2 separate regions of the Homo sapiens genome follow, and region 1 is linked to region 2. Evidence: chromatin contacts called from ENCODE Hi-C or POLR2A ChIA-PET data. All regions are on one chromosome and are shown on one strand. Each heading gives the region's core, a stretch centred on a gene start or an enhancer-like site at or near the end of the contact. The rest is flanking DNA. Distances are from core to core; before and after follow the strand shown. Region 1 overlaps PLXDC1 (plexin domain containing 1). Region 2 overlaps LASP1 (LIM and SH3 protein 1).

Region 1 (6,982 bases), core at 1,095-3,594, 220 kb after region 2:
GCTCTGACAAGGACAGCATCCTCCCCCATCTCCAGTGGCAGGTGACACAAAAGCCACTTGTGGAGGAACCAGCTGCCTCCTCTGGGAATCCAAGCCCACAGACAGCATTCCCAAACCTGGGACATCCTGGACACAGGAAGGTGTCTCTGGATTCCTCAATTTCTTCTCTGAGGAAGTAAAGCCAACAAGGCAGATACCTTCGGGGGCAAGGAAGAGAAACCCAGCTTCAACACGGAGGACATGTGTTAGACCAAGCGTCTGAGAGCCTGGCAGCAGGCATGGAACATGGATGATCCTCGTGTCATCAGGACATTGTCCTAAGTGTGACTGCCTCCTGGTCCAAAGAGGGCTGCCTATAGCCACTGAGGCAGCATGCTTCCTTGTCGGGTTCAAAAGGAGAAACCTCGCACCAAGAGTGGAACACAAGATCTTCCCTTCAGTCTGATGTGGCCCCCGATTATTACAAGGGCCAGGGCGTGCCAGATTGGTTAAACCAGTCTACTTCCCCCAGGAACTGGGGATCATGGCTCCGCTAGGAATGGGGAATGGAAGCTGGGTGAGCAAAGGCCTGACATCAGGGTTGACGGGGAATGTGGCTCAATGACCAAGACCAAGCTCTTTCAGTCTTTCTTCTCTGCCACTTTCAGTGTGGGCTTCATTGTAAGGCTAGGCATCTTGTAGTGACGGGATGGCAGACAGTGGCAACTAGCCCTGGCTCATGGAAGCAAGACAGGCACAGCACACCTCTCCCCGACCACTGAATGAACACGTGTGCTTCAAGATGGCAGGGTCAACCTGGGTCCCCTGCCACCTCTGGACTAGGAAGCCCTAGATGCTAAACAGCTTCCACCTAAACCAAACACCAGCTGGGGGGTAGGATTATCATGGAACCCAAGATCCCATTCCTATTGTACAAGGCTGTAAGGTAAAATATATGTTGAAAAGTCAACCGCAATGTCCACTTGCCATCTGAATCCAACCAATGAACCAGTACTCTCAAAAGACAAGAAGCACTTTGGGAGGCTGAGGCAGAAACATCGCTTGAATCCAGGAGTTCAAGACCAGCTTGGGCAACATAGTGAGACCCTCCCCCCAAGTCTACAAAAAAAAAAATGCAAAAATTAGCTGGGCATGGTGGCATGCACCTGTAGTCCCAGCTACTTGTGAGGCTGGGGCAGGAGGATTGCCTGATCCCAAGGGATCAAAGCTGCAGTAAGCCATGATCATGCCACTGCATTCCAGCCTGGGCAACAGAGCAAGACATTGTCACAAAACAAAACCAAGAGACATGCCTTTTACTTTCTGGAAGCAGAGCTGAGTAAAGGGTTTGATTGGCCAGCATCCTCCAATCTGTCCACATGCCCAGGGAGGTGCAACAGTTCTGCCAACCACTCAGGCCTTGTGGAATGAAAAAGAAGAGACTTCAGCTGGGGCAGGGCTGCTCCATTGCCTGTATTGATTGTCTCCATCCAGTTCTTTATGAGGCCAGAGTTTACCCAGGTTCCTCAGGGCTGAGCATCAGTGATGCAATGAAAGCTATTGCCACCTACCCGCGGCGTTCTAGAGCCAGTCCTTTTAGTCTAGAATTCCTTCCCTCCCTCCCTCCCTCCCTCCCTTCCTTCCTTCCTTCCTTCCTTCCTCTCTCTCTCTCAATCTCTTCCTTCCTTCCTCTCAATCTCTTCCTTCCTTTCTCTTTCTTTCTTTCTCTCTCTGTCTGTCTGTCTCTCTCTCTTTTCTTTTCTTCTTTTTTGAGATGGAGTTTCGTTCTTGTCGCCCAGGCTGGAGTGCAATGGTGAGATCTGGGCTACTGCAACCTCTGCTTCCTGGGATCAAGCGATTCTCCTGCCTCACCCTCCAGAGTCTCTGGGATTACAGGTGCATACCACCACACCCAGCTAATTTTGTATTTTTAATAGAGACAGGGGTTTTACCATGTTGGCCAGGCTGTTCTTGAACTCCTGACCTCAGGTGATCCACCCACCTTGGTCTCCCAAAGTGCTGGGATTACAAGCATGAGCCACCATGTCCGCCTAGTCTACAATTTCTGATGCTCCTGAAACATCAATGTTGTATGGAGCCCTGCTAACTAAAATTTCAGGTGTGACATTATATTTTAAATAATATCCTTGTACCAGACATGTTTTAGGATGCTCCATCCCCATCCCAATGACGTTTGCCCCCAGACCCGTAGGCCCTGCTGAGTTGACTACACCCATCACAGTCTCCTACATGACCCTGTGCTTCCTCAGACTGATTGGACATAGGTAATCACATGATTCAAAAGCAGCTCATCTATTGGAAGCCTACAATCTACAGCTTGTGCAGCCTGAGCCAATCAGATCACCACCCGGGAGGGTGAAATTGGGAAACTGAGAAGCTGGCAGCAAGAGAGCTGAGTTGAAAGATCTTGGAGACTTAGGAACTGAAACCATTCAAGATGAACAGAGTCTGTGAGAAAAAAAGAAAAAAAGGAACCGAAACCATCCTGAGCTGTCTGCAGAAGACTTCTGATCCACAGAAAGGAAAGGCAGACCTTATATACATTTGGCTTCAATAAACATATGATGAATTAATGAAAAGGAGGCAAGAACTGGGGGAGGGGACCTGGTTCCCAACAGCTTTCCAGCTTCCTTGAGGTCTGGCTGTCCTTCATGTCCAGCCCTTGGGTCTCCCATGATCGTCTTCTGCACCCTCACGATAATCCTTCTCTGTGGGACAGCTCAAATAGCTCCTCAGAACCAAAAGGACCTTAAATAGAATAGCCTTGCTTATGAGGTGATCAGAGGAAAAACCTCCAGGGTGAGCCCAGGCAGTCCTTCACTGGTACAGACAGCAAGAGTGTGAATGAGCCCACCACAAAGCAAGGGTACGTGTTTGAGATTATGAATGTGCAAATTACCCTGATCTGATCACTATACATTATATGTATTGAAACATTACTATGTACCCCATGAATATGTACAATTATTTGTCAATTAAAAAATTAAATTAGATCGGGCGTGGAGGCTCAGGCCTGTAATGCTGGTACTTTGGGAGACCCAGGTGGGTGGATCACTTGAGCTCACGAGTTCGAGACCAGCCTGGGCAACATGTTGAAACCACCATCTCTACAAAAAATACCAAAACTGGCCAGGGGTGATGGCGTGCTCCCATAGTCCGAGCTATTCAGAGTCTGAGGCAGGAGAATCGTTTGAGCCTGGGAAGTTGAAGCTGCAGTGAGCCAAGATCGCACCACTGCACCCCAGCCTGGGCGACAGAGTGAGACCCTGTCTCAAAAAAAATTTTTTTTTAACTTCATTTTTAAAAAGAATATGAATGAGAAGAGAGAACTGAGAAACTAAATTTCTGGGAGAACTTTTCCCTGGCAACACATCAGCCACTGTAAACTAAAAATAAAATCCTAAGTCCCCCAACCAACTGAATGGACCCCCTCTTGGCCAATGAGACCCCAGAAAAGCTGAGTTCCCAGCCATAATGGGATGGGAGACCAGACACACCTCATTGTAACCCCTCCCTTTTGCAGTTTAGACACAACTACCAGCATTAATATTAAAATAGAGATCAGAAGACAGACAGAATGGACTCTGTGGCAATATGATATCAAATTATAAAGAGGACCTAAGGCCATGACAGGCACGGGTTAAATCACGCACCCCTGCAGGCCACTCTGACCCAGCGCTTTTTTGTTTTGTTTTTTGAGATGGAGTTTCGCTCATGTAACACAGGCTGGAGTGCAATGGCACCACCTCGGCTCACGGCAACCTCTGCCTCCCAGGTTCAAGCGACTCTCCTGCCTCAGCCTCCCAAGTAGCTGGGATTACAGGCACCCGCCACCACGCCCGGCTAAATTTTGTATTTTTAGTAGAGACCGACCTCAGGTGATCCACCCTCCTCGGGCTCCCAAAGTGCTGGGATTACAGGTGTGAGCCACTGCGCCTGGCCTGACCCAGCATATTGAGTCTTGCTCTGACATATCACATGACATATCAGATAAGGCATGAGATGATGTGACTCTGGCAGATCATACGATACATGGCATGATATGATTGGCAGATCACATGATGATTAGCAAACTTCTTTATCTTAAACATTCTTTTCCACTGACTCCAAGTTTTCTATTTTTATTTATTTTAGGTTTTTTTTTTTTTTTTGAGACAGGGTCTCACTCTCTTGCCTGATCATGGCTCACTGCAGCCTCAGTCCTCGACCTCCAGGGCTCAAGTGATCCTTCCGCCTCAGCCTCTTGAGTAGCTGGGATCACAGGCATATGCCACCACACCCAGCTAATTTTTTTTTTTTTTTTTTTTTTGAGACAGAGTTTTGCTCCTGTTGCCCAGGGTGGAGTGCAATAGCACAATCTCGGCTCCCTGCAACCTCCCGGGTTCAAGTGATTGTCCTGCCTCAGCCTCCCAAGTATCTGGGATTACAGGCATGCGCCATCACGCGCAGCTAATTTTGTATAATTTTGTATTTTTAGTAGAGACAGGGTTGGGATTACAGGCATGAGCCACTGCACCTGGCCAAACACCCAGCTAATTTTTAAATTTTTTGTAGAGTCAAGGTTTCACCATGTTGCCCAGTCTGGTCTCAAACTCCTGGACTCAAGCGATCCTCTCACCTCGGCCTCCCAAAGTGCTGGGATTACAGGCATGAGCCACTGCACTTGGCCTCTACTGACTCCAGGTTTTTGAACAAAGCCTTACTCCTTTAACCAATTGCAAATTAAAGAATCTCTGAACCCACCTATGACCTGTGAGCTCTCACTTCAAGATAGCTCACCTTTTTTGGGCCAAAGCAACATATAAACTCCATATATTAATTTATGACTTTGCCGGTAACTTCTGCTTCCCTAAAATGTATAAAGCAGAGTTGTCACCTGTCTCAGGATCACTTACTCAAGGCTTCTTGGGTTTGTGTTTTCTCCAGGCTGCAATCGCTCATAGAGGCTCAGAATAAACCTCCTAGTTTGATTTCTCTGCCAACACCACTGTGATTCTTCTTCTCTAAAGTCAATCACTGCTAGCTTCTTGGCTGGCCATTGGGAAAAAGAGTCCCATGGCTTGAAATTCACCAACTTTGGGGATACTTCCCAACTGCCACCATAGGCCCCTTATCACGCTGCCACCCACATGGGCAGTTTTGATGGAGGAACCCCACCCATGGCAAAGACTAATAACTGCCTCCCAATAACCACTCTCTCCTTCTTCCTTGAGTTGCAGAGGCTCCCAGTTATAGCTAGGCACACAGTCACACAGTTAAACCATATTTCCCAGCCCTCCTTATGGCTAGGTATGGCTACATGACTATGTCTGGCCAATGGAAGATGAGCAGAAAGATTGCCCGTAATAAGAATGGGTGACCGGGTCCGGAGGCTCACCCCTTTGGGAGGCTGAGGCCGGCAGATCACTTGAGGCCAGGAGTTCGAGACCAGCCTGGCCAACATGGCGAAACCCCATCTCTACTAAAAATACAAAAATTATCTATGTGTGGTGGTGGGCGCCTGTAATCCCAGCTGCTCGGGAGGTTGACACAGGAGAATCACTTGAACCCAGGAGGTGGAGGTTGTCGTGAGCTGAGATCACGCCACTGCATTCTAGCCTGGTTGACAGTTCAAGACTCTGTCAAAAAAAAAAAAAAAAAGGGGGGGGGGACTGGGTGCAGTGACTCACGCCTGAAATCCCAGCACTTTGGGAGGCCGAGGTAGGCGGATCACTTGAAGTCAGGAGTTTGAGACCAGCCGGGCCAACATGTTGAAACCCCGTCTCTACTAAAAATATTTAAAAATTAGCCAGGCGTGGTGAGGCACACCTGTAATCCCAGCTACTCAGGAGGCTGAGGCAGGAGAATCACTTCAGCCAAATCGCACCACTGCACTCCAGCCTGGGTGACAGAGCGAGACTCTGTCTCAAAAAAAAAAAAAAAAAAAAAAAAAAGACTGGGGTGCCCTCTCTCTGCCTGGCTGGGATGCAGATGTGATGGTGGGAGCTGAAATAGCCATCTTGAGCTACAAAATGGAAAGCACATGTTTTAGAAGGCAGAGCCGCAAGATAGCAGGAACCTAGGCCCCCAACACCAGGCCAGTCTATCCCAGGGTATGGTCACTATAATCCATATTGATGTGCCTCTTAAAAAGGATGCGGAGACCTTGCCTGGCAGTGAACCTTCCCAAGGAATTCACACAATTCACAGCCCATTGTAGAAGCTCTGACCAGGATGACTTGACATTACAAAGGAGCTCAGTGAGGGTTACACGAGCCACGCCGCTTGGCAAGTCCACCAAATGGAATGATGTTTCCTTGAAATGTGTGCAAGAAGCCCTGATCAATAATCCACATTTGTTTTGGGAGGCAGTGTGATATGGATTTCAAACATTTTTGGTCCTGAAATCATTTCTTCCAACAAATCTTTCATAGAAGCTCAATACACAAATCACATCAAAGTAAAGCCACATTGGGAGAAGGACAGAGAAGGGTTGGAGCCTAGCTTGCTGTGCTACTTCCTTTTCTGCCACCCTCACTCCCACAGCAGCCCGTGAAGCGCTCCTCAGACCCTCGGGGTTCCATGGAGCACAATTCGAAAACCATTGCTCTAGGATCAAACATATTGTCTGTGGAGTAAGACAGACCCAAGTTCCAAAATGGGCTCCATTATGTAATGGTTGGTGTCCAGCATTCCTCTCTTCTCTGAGGGTCAGTTCCCTCATCAGTGACCTTTCTTGCAAGGTTCCTCTTTTTTTGAGACGGAGTTTCACTCCTGTTGCCCAGGCTGGAGTGCAATAGCCGCATCTCAGCTCACTGCAAACTCCACCTCCTGGATTCAAGTGATTCTACTGCCTCAGCCTCCCAAGTAGCTGGGATTACAGATGTGAGCCACCACACCAGCTAATTTTTGTAATTTTAGTAGAGACGGGGTTTCACCATGTTGGCCAGGCTGGTCTCGAACTCCTGACCTTAGGTGATCCACCCGCCTCGGCCTCCCAAAG
Region 2 (7,102 bases), core at 933-3,432:
AGGTGCTTTAAAATGGTCACAGACTCCAAATGGGAGGGATTTTAGAGATCAGCTAGCCAGCTCCCTTCAGGGGACCCAGAGAGGGGAACTGACTTGCTTAGAAACACACAGCAAGGTGGTGCTGATCCCAGGCTCCCTCCCTTCTCAGCCCCTACCCCTCACCCCTACCCTCTGTGGGCCTCCTATGTTAGCAGTGAAATGAATGATCCTTCCCCAACAGGGAGGGGGAGGCAGAAGCAGTTCCCGATCCTGGGAACCTGCTGATGTCATTGCAGCGTCGCCATGGCGATTATTCCCCTGGATTAGGGGCCTGACCCTTGCAAAGCCAGGAAGCAGGGGACGGAGTGGGGGACTGGCACTCGTTCAGCACTTCATTGCTGACAGAGCACTTTCACACTGGCCCTCCACAGTGCGCTGCTGCTTTAGAGCCACTGTCTGTATCGTGGGTTGGAGTGACTGGCGTTATGGTCCCCATTTTACAGATGTGGGAACTGAGTCTTGAGATGTGAAGTCGTTGGCCCAAGATCACTCAGAAGTGGGAGACTGAGCCTGCGTTAGTGCTAGCTCCGCCTGGCTTTGTGCCCAGACTTGGTGATAAGAAGCCCCCTCCCCATATTATACCTGATTTCTGTCACAACTCTTTTACAGATGAAGAAACCGAGGCCAGGGGCTTGAGATGCAGGGCTTCTGTATCTGGAGCTACATTTCTCTGCCTCTGAGTGCCCTACCTTCCCCGATGCCCGCTTCCCAAAGGGCCTCCCACTAAGAGTCACCGTGCTGGCCCAGGGCTTCCAGGACTGAGGAAGAGCTGGTGCTAGGCAGGTTCTGGACTCTTGGGGTGGGTTGGTGCCTCTATCCACTGCATTCACTTCTGAACTAATGGGGAACAGCACATCCAAGCCCTTCTTGTCTGGATCAGAACAGAGAAGGAGAGGGAACCACATGGATGAGTGACTGGGGGCTTCAGGAGACAAACAAGGACTCTGACCCCCACAGGCATGTGCAGAGGACCTGACAGGTGTGGCCGTGGCTGCATGCGCATGCGCAGTCGCTCCAGTCCAAGCACAGCTCGGTGCTGCTGCCAGATGATTCCCTGCCAGGGAACTGCCTGGGTTTGTGTCCTGGGCTGACCTGTGTCCAGGACAGTGCAGCCCCCGTGGAGGAAATCCAAGCAGCTGGTGGGGTCTGGAACAGATGGCTGATGAGGTGGACAGTGAAGTCTCTGGAAGCCAAGGAATAGTTTCCTGTTCCATGAGTTTTCTCAGCCTCATTCTGTTCTTCAAAACCCTCAGGGGAGGACAAGCTGTTCCTCATATTTCAATTCCTTTCGTGCCAGGGAAGTCCTTTCTGATGTCTGACTTGAGTCCCTCTAGTACTGTGGTGGGGTGGAAGGGTTCTTCCCTGGAGCTTGGAGACCTGCTGAGATGCTGTCTGACCCCCGCTGCTTTCCTCCCCTCCTATGGCGGTGGCCTCTGAAGCCATCCCGGCAGGCTCCCAGAATCCGCGGGGCCTGTCAAAGGCGCACTGATGGAGCCTTCCCTGGGGCTGTCTCACCACCCTCCTTTCTGGGCACCAACTCTGTCCTTTGGCACAGCCCTCACTCAGCTGGTTGCTGAAAAGCTCCCCCAGGCGTAGTGGGCAGGGCCACATCCTGGCTAACATGAGGGCTGGGGCCACCCTGGGAGCCCTGGAAAGAACCTTTTTCCTATAAGCTTCCAGACAGGATGGGCAGGGAGTGAAGGGTCAAGAGTCAGGCAGATGAGGGTTTGCACTCTGGTAGTGCCGGACATTGACTGCTAAGCTCTGTGACCTTGGGCAGGGGACTTTGCCTTTCTGTGGCTCCGTTTCCTGATCCGTAAATTGGAGCTGTTAATTGCGTGGCTATATGTATGGTGGGATCTAAATGAGATGGTTCATGTAAGGCCCTGGACTCTGTGCCTGCCATTCACTGTGCACCAAAGACTTGGTAGTGGCTTATTATTACGAGTCTAACACCTTTTGGCTGAGGCCTCTGCTTTGAGTTGGGGACTTCTGATCAGGGTCTTTCTGCTGACTCCCTGTCCCTGTCTCCTGACTGGTTGCTGCCTCAGAGGGGCCCCAAGCCGAGGCCCTTTCGGCTCCTGGCCTGACTCCAATCCCTCTTCCTCCCCTCCTGCAGGTGCGCTACAAGGAGGAGTTTGAGAAGAACAAGGGCAAAGGTTTCAGCGTAGTGGCAGACACGCCCGAGCTCCAGAGAATCAAGAAGACCCAGGACCAGATCAGTAACGTGAGCTCTTGCCCTGCCCTGCGGCATCCCTGCTGCCCTCTGTTTGGTCCCCTTCCTGCCAGCCTGGCAGACGCAAGCCTGGCAGATGTGAATGAGGCCAGTGCCTCCACTACCCCTGCCCTCCAGGGTGGGCCTGGGGAAGAGCTTGGGGTTCCCAGATGCCTCTTCTCTGTGTACCCCCAGACCACCAGCACGCATAGCATTTTCTTCTTGAAGGGACTGTATTCTGTGGGGGCCTGTGTGCTAAATCAGCCCCCACTCTCTCTGACTGTTGTTCTTTTTTCTGGATATCGTGGGTATCGGTGAAGACTGCATGTCTCATCTTAGCACAAAGGTCAAAACTGGGGGGCGGGGAGCACCTGGCCTCCCCTGGTCTGCGCCTGGGTGCTGACATTGCAGTCATTTCCGCCCTTCCTTGGCCTCCTCCCCCACATCAGCCTGCTCTTCCTTCCTGTGTAAAAACCCCAGCCAGCTTCACCCGCCAGCCCTGCACCCCCTGGCTCACACCCCCCGCCTCCCTGATGGTCAGTGGCATCTGGCTGTGGCAGGGGTGGGCATGGAGAGTGGGCAGGGGATCAACTGTCCCCAGCATCGTGTGCCCTCCATGGCACCTGTGGCCAGAGAACAGGCCTCAGTTTCCTGCTTGGCAGAGCCACAGGCAAGCAGCCTGTGTGGCTTTAGGCATGCGGGGGCAGGGCACTGCGGTGAGCAGCAACCATGGGGGATGCGCACACAGAACTGCAGGGGCTGCCCAGCCAGCCTGGCCTAGGAGGTCCTGCCAGGGAGGGTTTAGGCAGGCAGCTGTCTTCGTGTCTGGAACAGGAAGGGATCAGTGAGCTGCCCATTGTTGCTCTGGGCTGAGGAACTGGGGATAGAGATTGCCGGGGGAGCCTGGCTTTCCGGTGGTCTCAGCACCCACTCCCTGGGCTCCACATCCCTTCCTACCCTCCACCTGGCCACCTCAGCAGGGCGCTCCTTTAAGAGCTTGGCTGGGCCGTGCATAGAGTGGGCTGCAGTGGTGGGTCAGGTGGATTTCAGAAGCACAGGCAGCCCACAGACAGCAGAACCAGCCATGCCCAAAATGGTGGCTTTCAAACTCTGACTTCAGCCTACAGTAAAATATACATTGTACGTCTTGACCCATCTGACAGGCATACATTTATGTAGAGGGAAAACAGAATGGAAGCTTTCATGAATGAGTACTTCCTACTTAGAGGGCGTTCAGATCTTTTTTTTTTTTTTTGAGACAGAGTCTCACTCTGTTGCTCAGGCTGGAGTGCAGTGGTGCTCCGCCTCCAGGGTTCAAGTGATTCTCCTGCCTTAGCCTCCCAAGTGGAGTAGCTGGGATTACAGGTGCACACCACCACCCCCGGCCAATTTTTGTATTTTTGGTAGAGACAGGGTTTCACCATGTTGGCCAGGCTGGTCTTGAACACCTGACCTCAGGTGATGTGCCCGCCTTGGCCTCCCAAAGTGCTAAGATTACAGGTGTGAGCCACCGCACCCGGCCACATTCAGATCTTTTCTAAAGATGCTGGTTGCAGGCCCCTATACACCCTCACATAATACAGCCCCTTTGAGGACTGTATTCCCAACACTTTGGGAGACTGAGGTGGGAGGATTGCTTGAGCCCAGGAGTTTGAGACTAGCCTGGGCAACATAGCAAAACTGTTTCTACAAAAAAAAAAAAAAAAAAAAAAAAATACAAAAACTAGCCAGGCATGATAGCACACGCCTGTGGTCCTAGCTATTCAGGAGGCTGAAGTGGGAGGATCACCTGAGCCCAGAGGTTTGAGGTTATAGTGAGCCGTAATTGCACCACTGCATTCCAGCCTGGGAAACCGAGTGAGACCCTGTTTCCAAAAAAAAAAAGGACCAGGCGCGGTGGCTCATGCCTGTAATCCCAGCACTTTGAGAGGCTGAGGTGGGCGGATCATGAGGTCAAGAGATCGAGACCATCCTGGCCAACATGGTGAAACCCCATCTCTACTAAAAATACAAAAATTAGCTGGGCGTGGTGGCGTGTGCCTGTAATCCCAGCTACTTGGGAGGCTGAGACAGAAGAACCGCTTGAACTCGGGAGGCAGAGGTTGCAGTGAGTCGAGATCGGGCCACTGCACTCCAGCCTGGCGACAGAGCAAGACTCCATCTCAAAAAAAAACCAAAAAGATGCTGGTTGCAGACTTACTGTGAATGGGTTTTGCAACTGGACTGTTGACCTGCAGTTTGAAGTTGGTGGCCTGAGGAAATGGCATGCTTCCCTTTGGCTAGCAGGGGATGCCTAGGGCGGGCACTCTAATCCTCCTTCCCCTCCAACTTCCAGAGGCCTGTCACAGTTGACTCTTTATATGCTAGGGCCTGGCCTCACGCCCTGGAGCTTCCCTTTGGCTCAGACCCTGCAAAGGGTAAGACCCTTAGGTCTGTGTTTCAGAGCTCTCGGCTTGGAAAGTGGGGGAGGGGGAAGATGGTCTTAGATTATGGGGAAAACCCGGAATGGTTCACAGAACTGGAATGTCGGCTCTTCAGCCTCTGCGGCTTTTCATGTAGAGGCTCTAGTCTTTTATCAGTGACACTTGCTCCCAATGTGCAACCCCAGCTCCCTGGCTGTTCACTCATTGCTTCACCCTGTGGGTTTTGGAGGAGGGGAGACAAGCCCAGTCATCCCTGCTTCCCTTTCTGGAAGGCTTCCAGAACACTCCACACTCAGCCTAAGCCACCTCCTCTTCTTCCCTCCCCCAGTTAGAGGTGTTAATATCCTAGTGACAAAACTCACCACCCTGGCCAAGCCATCCGCATCTCAGGAGATAACCATCTTTTACCCTTCTCGCGGTGCTGCAGTGAGCTAATGGTCCTCTGCAGGAGCTGGGGGAAGGGATCGACCCCGACCTGCTAGCTGCTTTTGCAGCTTTAGCAGAGACCTGTAGGGTGTGAATGCAAAGCCTGGAGACTCTTGGTTTTAATGAAAGCAATTACAGTCTGTCGGATATGGGCCTCCAGACAGCTGTAGCACAGTCACCTGTAGGGTTGACTGAAAATGCAGACTCACAGGCCTTCTCCCCTGGCTGCCAGAATCAGCGTCTCTGGGAGTGGGGCCCAGGAATCAGCATGTTAGACACATTCCCTGGGTTTCTGTGGTGCTCTCTGAAGTTTGAGAGCCACCACCTAAAAGTCTGAAAAAGCTTCACCAACCCCTAAGTCAGAGGGTGCCAGATCAGGCTGTACCTCAGAACCCCAGGGGAGCTTTATTTTTATTTTTATTTTTTTGAGACGGAGCCTTGGTTTATCACCCAGGCTGGAGTGCAGTGGCGCAATCTCGGCTCACTGCAACCTCCGCCTCCCGGGTTCACGCCATTCTGCTGCCTCAGCCTCGTGAGTAGCTGGGACTACAGGCGCCCGCCACCACGCCCGGCTAATAGTTTTTGTATTTTTAGTAGAGATGGGGTTTCGCCGTGTTAGCCAGGATGATCTTGATCTCCTGACCTTGTGATCCACCCGCCTCGGCCTCCCAAAGTGCTGGGATTACAGGCGTGAGACACCGAGCCCAGCCTATTTTTATTTTTGAGACAGGGTTTCGCTCCGTCATCCGGGCTGGAGTGCGGTGGTGTGTTCACGGCTCAGTGCAGCCTGAATCTTCTGGGATCAAGCCATTCTCCCACCTCAGACTCCGAGTAGCTGGGACCACAGGTGTGCACCACCATGCCCAGCTAATTTTTCTTTTTTTTGCAGAGACACTATCTTGCTATGTTGCCCAGGCTGGTCTCAAACTCCTGGATTCAAGTTATCCTCCCGCCTCAGCCTCCTAAAGTGCTGGGATTATAGGGGTGAGCCACCTCACCTGGCCTCCCAGGGGAGCTTTTTTTTTTTTTTTTTTTTTTTAATCAGAGACAGGGTCTCACTATGTTGTCTTAAACTCCTGGACTTAAGTGATCCGCCCACCTCGGCCTCCCAAAGTTCTGGGACTACTACAGGCATGAGCCACTGCGCCTGGGAGCTTTAAACCACACATAAAACCATTGCTAAGTTGTCCCAACCTCCTGAAGTGTTTTGGAAAATAGGGTGTTTAGAGCCACACCTTTTGTTTTGTATCCAAAATAGCATTCCTGTTCCTGTATGTAGCTTGTTGCTTTGCTTCCCAGATTAGCACCAAATGACTCCAGTTACTTTATTTATTTATTTTTAATTTTAGTTTTATTTTATTTTTGAGATAGAGTCTCGCTCTGTCGCCCAGGCTGGAGTGCAGTGGCGTGATCTTGGCTCACTGCAACCTCTGCCTCCCGGGTTGAAGCGATTCTTCTGCCTCAGCCTTCTGAGTAGCTAGGACTATAGGCACATGCCACCACGCCTGGCTAATTTTTGTATTTTTAGTAGACACAGGGTTTTGCCATATTGGCTCGGCTGGTCTCGAACTCCTGACCTCAGGTGATCCACCTGCCTTGGCCTCCCAAGGTGCTGGGATTACAGGTGTGAGCCACTGTGCCCAGCTGACTCCAGTTATTTCTAAAGGTCAGGCCATCTTACAAAAGAATGAGGATATGCTTCCTTGGAGGGATATGCTGCAGACTAGGGCTTTTTACCAGCCAGAGCATTTTAAAAACAAGTGTCTGATCTCCTCTGGGGTGTCTGCTTTGGATAAGTGCAGTCTGTCTTCAGTCTTGCTAAGTGGTGAGACAGTGAGGTAGGAAGAGATGGTAAGGGCCCAGATCCTAGCTTCTGTCATTCTGGGGCCAGGCAGGGCTCTTTGAGCCTCAGTTTCCTCATTTGTAAAAATGGGACAGTAGGCCCTACTTTGACAGGTGGTTGCAAGGAACATGCCAAGTGCTTGGCATGGGATAAATG

Evidence for each region. A loop is a pair of places that touch in the nucleus more often than their neighbours do. ChIA-PET counts read pairs that join two places held with the same protein, here RNA polymerase II (POLR2A). Pooled maps may share reads with other maps.
Region 1: a loop to region 2 is called in a pooled map, with 2.7 times the contacts of the local background. The contact joins two enhancer-like sites. A Hi-C loop is called at or near these places in 2 of 50 pooled maps. POLR2A ChIA-PET finds 5 or more read pairs at or near these places in 2 of 52 experiments (AG04449 and CD8-positive, alpha-beta T cell).

What each region holds. Positions count from the first base shown.
Region 1 is chr17:39,116,472-39,123,453 of GRCh38, forward strand. All of the region lies in intron 2 of PLXDC1 (plexin domain containing 1), which reads right to left. Among named protein-coding and RNA genes, the nearest start is that of PLXDC1, 32 kb to the right of the region's middle. RefSeq lists an enhancer at 2,715-2,764. Within about 2 kb of position 2,345, at least 2 of the 41 ENCODE cell types and tissues checked have a DNase peak (open chromatin) inside an H3K27ac peak, as active enhancers do.
Region 2 is chr17:38,896,254-38,903,355 of GRCh38, forward strand. LASP1 (LIM and SH3 protein 1) reads left to right here. Exons shown (of 7, transcript NM_006148.4): 4 at 2,159-2,266. Among named protein-coding and RNA genes, the nearest start is that of MIR6779, 15 kb to the right of the region's middle. RefSeq lists enhancers at 1-350, 2,101-2,210, 2,439-2,960, 2,621-2,940, 2,961-3,480 and 2 more. Within about 2 kb of position 2,183, at least 26 of the 41 ENCODE cell types and tissues checked have a DNase peak (open chromatin) inside an H3K27ac peak, as active enhancers do.